Regions from separate parts of the Homo sapiens genome. Here region 1 is linked to region 2. Evidence: read pairs that join two places in POLR2A ChIA-PET (ENCODE). Cell type or tissue: PC-3. All regions are shown on one strand. Each heading gives the region's core, and the rest is flanking DNA. Links, peaks and the distances in the headings are about the cores only. Region 1 overlaps FOXP1 (forkhead box P1). Region 2 overlaps FOXP1 (forkhead box P1).

Region 1 (2,921 bases), core at 141-2,640, 400 kb before region 2:
TCCTTTGTTTCTAAAGCCTAAAGAGACTCAGGATGACATGGCTGAAAATTCTAGCATTGGAACTGCAAATATCGGATTGAAATCCATCACAACTGTATTCTTTGTAGCTGCAAACCTGAAACCAGTGTCTCATGTTGACAACTGGCCTTGCCCATGTTTTGTCCTTGGCCAAGGGGCAAAAAGAAAGCTCTGCCCTCTTTCAGACTGTGCCCATTACAGTTCTAGCTTACTTATCTAGGACTGCTAGTTAATTTCATATTAAGGAAATCTGTGAGCATCCCATGAAAGGGGATCTTCTCTCGTTCTTGCTTATGTGACAACAACATATACAAACATCATTATTATGCAATGTACCGGGGGGAAAGGGAGCACATTTGATAAATGTCATGATAATTTTATTCTTCGGGAATCTAAAATTGCTGTTGCCTTTTCTAATCTCCAGTGTCTCTAGCTGGTCCAGAGATAACGGCTCCCATCCCAGGCTAGAGACTCCATCTCTAATTTCCCCAAGTCTGTCAATGAGAGGCAGGGACTGAAATCCCAAGTTCTGTCTCACCGGATATTTTCCAGGAATGCCTCTCTTCCAAATCATCAGCGACATTTAACATGACCCTGAGCAGCAAACTTCTGCCCCAGAGGAAAGCAGAAAACCAATTTATGTAAAATTAAAAGCGATTTGCTTGATCCATCACTTGCTTCCACTCCCGTCCCACTTTCAACTGCAACACATTCAGCTGGAATTACAGGCTACCTCTTCGTCCTGCACTGGGGCATAGAATCTATCTATGCACAACCATGGAGAACAAACATTACAGAGAAAATAATGACTTTGGAAGCACCAGGCACCCTACCCAAACACAAGCTACATGTGTGTTCACAGATGGAAACTAACGGCTGTTTACCCTGAAGGCCCCATAAGAAAAATGCAGTCACCATAACAGTAAAATGCAACTTACTATTCAACATGAAACAAAGTGAGATAAAGAGAGGGCTAGGGACTGAATTCCAACAAAGAGCTCTTATAGTACCTTGGATTTCCTCGGGACAGTCCACACCATTCAAGAGCTGTGCAGGCCCTGAAGAGGTGAGCTGCACAACTGATGAGATCAAAAGACCAAGGCAGGAAAAGGGTTGCAGGTTAGCTCAGTTCTTTGTTGGGTGGGTCAGAGAACAGAACTCATGTGACATCATTTTGTGTCTTGCTCTGGAGGTGCACTTAGCAAAGCCAGAAATCCAATGTTAATTGATCAAACAACGACAACAAAATACCGGTTTTGTCTGGCAAAGGATTATGCAACATATTGATGTAAACGGCATCGAGCCGCATCAGAGGTACTCTGACCATTTCCTTGATGCAACAAATAAGGGCACGCATTCCTTGTCAGTGCATCACAAAATGACAACAAAAGTCATCCAAGGTTTCCTGTTGAGAGATGCCAGCTGGTATTGACAAAGGCTTAAGAGTGTCTTTCTCAGACCTCTGTGGTTTAGCACTTTGTCAAAACAGGATACTATTTAAATTAAAAATTTACTGATTCAAGTTCAGAAAAACCCTGCTTTGCTGTTTTTATAACCAAATTTGTGGGTGGGGAAACTTTGACCTTTATTTTTTCTTTTTTTATGACACCTTATATGGGTCTGAGAAGGTACTATATTTAGCAGGCTAGATTTGAGAACTAAGGTGTCTAAGCAAGATGACTATCACTTTCTATGAATTACTGTACATGTGAAATCATGGGCTTGTTATATTATGCAAAAGCGACTCATGTGAAACAAACAAAAATACCTGTTTGCATGTATAAGTTTTGTAAAATCTTTGTGGGGAGAGAAAGGGGAAATACACACTAGACTAGGCCACGGCATAATGTACCTCCCATGTGAATCTGGCTTAGTGTGCAAATGTATGTTTTCAGAGAAGGCTAAGCCAGGGCTGTAAGACTATGGTCAAAAAAGCAAAGCTGACGGTCAACCATAAGCAGTGCAGTGGTGAGAACCAAGATGCTGGGGAATAGATGGAGTCTCTGGAAATTGCGAAAGAGCAACCAAGCTTGTTTCTGATTGGGGGCTCTTAAACTTGCTCTTCCCCGAACCTGAAACTTTCTTCCCTAGATAGACGCAAGACTCAGTCCCTCACTCAGTCAAGGTCTCTACTCAAAGACCATTTCCTCAGAGTCCTTCCCTGGCCAGCCAGTCAAACATGGGACTGTCATCACCACGGTGTTTATCTTAATCTACTTTGTTTTCTTACAGATTTCATCGTCACACAACATGTGGTGATACATTGTTTTGTTTTTTGTTTTTTTTTTTTTGGCTTACCAGTTTAATGTCCCATAAGAATGTAATCTCCCGGCTGCTTTCTCTGCTGCTCACTCTAGGTGCCTCACTCTAGGTGTCTAGGTCAACACAACCACCCAATAATTTGTCAGATGTTTGTTGAACAGGGAATCTCATGAACAGTCTATTTGAGTTGCGTAAAGGATCTCATTATTTTTCTTGAACTTTCACCTGTCTAGCTAACTATTTATGGGAAAGGTACTAACAAAGTCATTCCAATGATGTCAAAGACTTCTGAGACACCAGAGATGCAGTTAGATATAAATATTAAACTACTTATTTTGCCTTAAAATCACTCTGAGATTATCTTTGAAGGTCTTACAGCTTTGAGAATATGCAACTTCCCATTGTTTAGGGGGAAACGCTGGAGGAAATTTGCATAATTTGAGAAAGAAATCGAACTCACCAAATACCTTAGTGCAGTTCATCTCTTTTGTCAATCTCTCTTTCTTATTAGTACAGGCAAATCTTTTAGTGAAGTGAATAATACTTTGGCCAATGACCTTACGCCAAGAGTACACCAGTGCTCAGGTCACATTTTGACCTTTCTTCCATCCAACATAGCTGAAGGATATGACACTTTATAA
Region 2 (2,921 bases), core at 202-2,701:
GTGTTGGGATTACGGGCATGAGCCACAGCACCCAGCCCAGATTCTTTCATTAATATGTGAAATATGGACTGTTTAAAAACTGTCTGCCAGATATTAGGGTAAGTACTGGGTATACAAAGGCAAACTGCAAAGATCGCTCAAAAGCCCCGGCCTTATACCTTATACACTGCATTGTAAATGTAAATGGTGACTCTGTAAGCCTGCCTACAAGAATTTAGGTGGAATAATTCTGAGGCCACATCTACACTCAGTAAAGGAAAGAATATGACCAATTCAATGATGTCTGCCAAGGCACAGGATGGGCACAGAAAAGGGGAACTATAAAATCGAAAGTGTGTCAAGAATGTTTGCCACCTCTAATTTAGCCAAAAGGTTTGATGTTTTGTGTAGGTATCATGTGAACGAAAGTCTGCCCAATACATTAAAAGTTTATGGTGAATTTGTATGTCCAGAAAAATGTGTGTATAATCCCGTAAGGGGCTTAGAGAGGAATGGAAAATACATGCAATATAAATGCAGATTACCTTTATTACAAAGTTGGATCATATTCTCATTCCTAGACTAATTTCCTATATCATAAAACCTATATTCAATTTTATAAATAGCATACACCAAGAATCATAAATTCAGTTAATGCAGAAATTTAACAGATTTTTTTTTAATAAAAGTGAGAAAAGGCTGTTTTAGAGCAAATATCTGAAAGGACAGAAAGGGTTCTTTCTTTGAAGATATGTTTTTCCCTTTGACTCTACCTCCTTAGGGACCTAACCAGAGAAGAAATAAATTTCACAGCTAATATATATGAAGTAACATGTTTAACATTATCCAATGAATTTATATCTATCTACACTATATAAATTTATCTCACATAAACTGTCACCTCCAATAGAATTCATTAAAACAATGTTACAGCTTCTGAATTAAATGCAATCTTCTAATTGGAATTTAATCTTAAAATAGGAGTTGGGGGGTTTATTTTTTAATTGACAAATGGAATAATTCATTAGTTTGTCTTACAGTTCTGTCTGAAGAACTTAAAAGTAAATTTGACACAGGGATGGGCTGGCTACTGCTGTGTGGTACTAGGGAACTGGGGTGGGGGTGTGGAGGTTCTTTCATCAGCTGCTGAACACCTCCTGCTGCTTATGGGCAGGAAGGGATGGACACTGTCTCTCACCATCCTGAATTACTACATTACTAATATATTCCATTACCTCCACGTAAATGTCATGTTAATTTCTGATCTTCATCAAGCCAGACAATGGTTTCCACCTTGGCCCCTAGCCAGTTAGCTATGTGGAAAATATTTAGCCAATTACATTACTTGTATTGGGTTAGGAACTGGAGAGAAAGGCAAAATAAACGCATCGAAAATACTTCACAGATAAAATGTAAGTTGACACTGTCTTCGCATGCGGGAGCCCGAGTGATACAATCTGATAGGCAGCTGCCAGCACTCATAACTGCTTATTAAATCTAGCCTCTCTTTATGGTGTGAGTGAAGATCTGTATTTTTACCAATATTAGGTTCATTGTGTTATGAAAGAGACCAAAATACTTAAGATCATTCGCTCCAGCTTATAAAACATATTATGTAGTTTATTAAATTGTTAAAATTACTTTTCAAAGTCAAAATTCCAGAGACTGGAAGTTTAAGCACAACACCGTGGGCTGGCCCCCTGACAGGCTGCAGCACATGGCAGACCAGAAAGGAACCCTGTCGGCTGGCTCTCCTGGCCCAAGGTACCTGCCAGCTGCACATACCTTCTGGAAGCTGCGCCACCACCGCCCCACCCCAAAACCGGTCACGGAAAGTCCATATTCTCGAGTTTTATTTTAAAAAGAAAGGAACTCCCAGCCAAAAAAGTAGCCCTTCACCAAGTCTTCGGTGAGAAGGATGCATTTCCCTTGTTTTTGTCTCTTCCTAGTAAGTCAAAAGGTAGCAATTTGATTATGAGAGACATCAAAAGAGGAAGGCTGGGCAAATAAGGGAAAACAGTTGTAAGCAAATAACACATAACAATGAATGTTGCGTGACGCTTATGTCTTTTCACCAGATCTACCAGCAAGGGACAACCTAGTGGTAGAGACGATGCAATGACAGAGCAGAGACAGACGAACAAACCAACACATTCGCCATCTCTAGTCAGCCCTTCTCAAAACAACTCTATGCAAATGCAAATTGCTATGATCACATTTATTAATAACACTGTGGCTAACTGCCGATTAAATATGCAGCAGGCATTGCCAGCCTTCACTCTGGAAGTCCTGTGATGTGCATCCTATAGGTACCAGTGTCAACTAAAGCTTCACACCAGGAAACAGGAGCCAACTCTGACTCCTTCCTGGTGAACGGTGGCATTAAATAACCACAGCACAAAGAGAGATACGAAGTGCTCAGCCCTTCTTTCGCTGTCTCCTGCCTCTAAGTTAATTTATTATGCAAGCATGGTTACCGCCGGCATCAATCGAGTACATTACCCGTCTTCTGACCTTAAAAAGTTGGCCATAATGATCTATCTGTGCAAACCTTTTATTTCATGGTTTCGTTTCCTTGTGTTTGAGTGAAGCAATCTGTTGTTCTGGATGCCTACCTCTGTAACTCTGACCCTGGTCTACCAGGAGGACACTTACCATGAAACACTTCACTCAGAATTAGAGTTTATTTCAAGCCTAAAGACTCCAAATTGTCAGCTGTAACAATTAATTGGTGCTTCTTTTGGTTGTTCAATAAACTGTAAAGTTCTAAAAGGCACAGGACTGTGAATAAATGTTTGACAATGGAATGACTAACTATCAGATGCATAATGCACGGAAGGCCAGTCACTGCAGCACAGAGGAAGAGAGTGAGTCCTTTGAGCAAGCCTTGGAAATGCACCTTGAGAAAAAAATGGGGCCAGGCACAGTGCCTCACACCTGTA

The links. ChIA-PET counts read pairs that join two places held together with the same protein. Peaks named below come from ENCODE experiments on the same cell type or tissue, not always from the same donor. Only the 100,000 strongest peaks of a DNase experiment are listed, where the experiment ranks them.
Region 1: POLR2A ChIA-PET joins it to region 2 with 6 read pairs; 4 of 35 experiments call an interaction of 5 or more read pairs at or near these places.

The regions. Positions count from the first base shown.
Region 1 is chr3:71,086,105-71,089,025 of GRCh38, forward strand. All of the region lies in intron 7 of FOXP1 (forkhead box P1), which reads right to left. It overlaps LOC124906247 (a long non-coding RNA gene), which reads left to right. Exons shown (of 2, transcript XR_007095956.1): 2 at 1-2,611. Among named protein-coding and RNA genes, the nearest start is that of FOXP1-AS1, 200 kb to the right of the region's middle. RefSeq lists an enhancer at 1,740-1,839. In PC-3, for the core only: no CTCF peak of the experiment used is centred there; a DNase peak (open chromatin) is centred at 1,387; H3K27ac peaks cover 1,494 bases.
Region 2 is chr3:71,487,321-71,490,241 of GRCh38, forward strand. The region is part of intron 3 of FOXP1 (forkhead box P1); the gene reads right to left. Among named protein-coding and RNA genes, the nearest start is that of MIR1284, 53 kb to the right of the region's middle. In PC-3, for the core only: no CTCF peak of the experiment used is centred there; no DNase peak of the experiment used is centred there.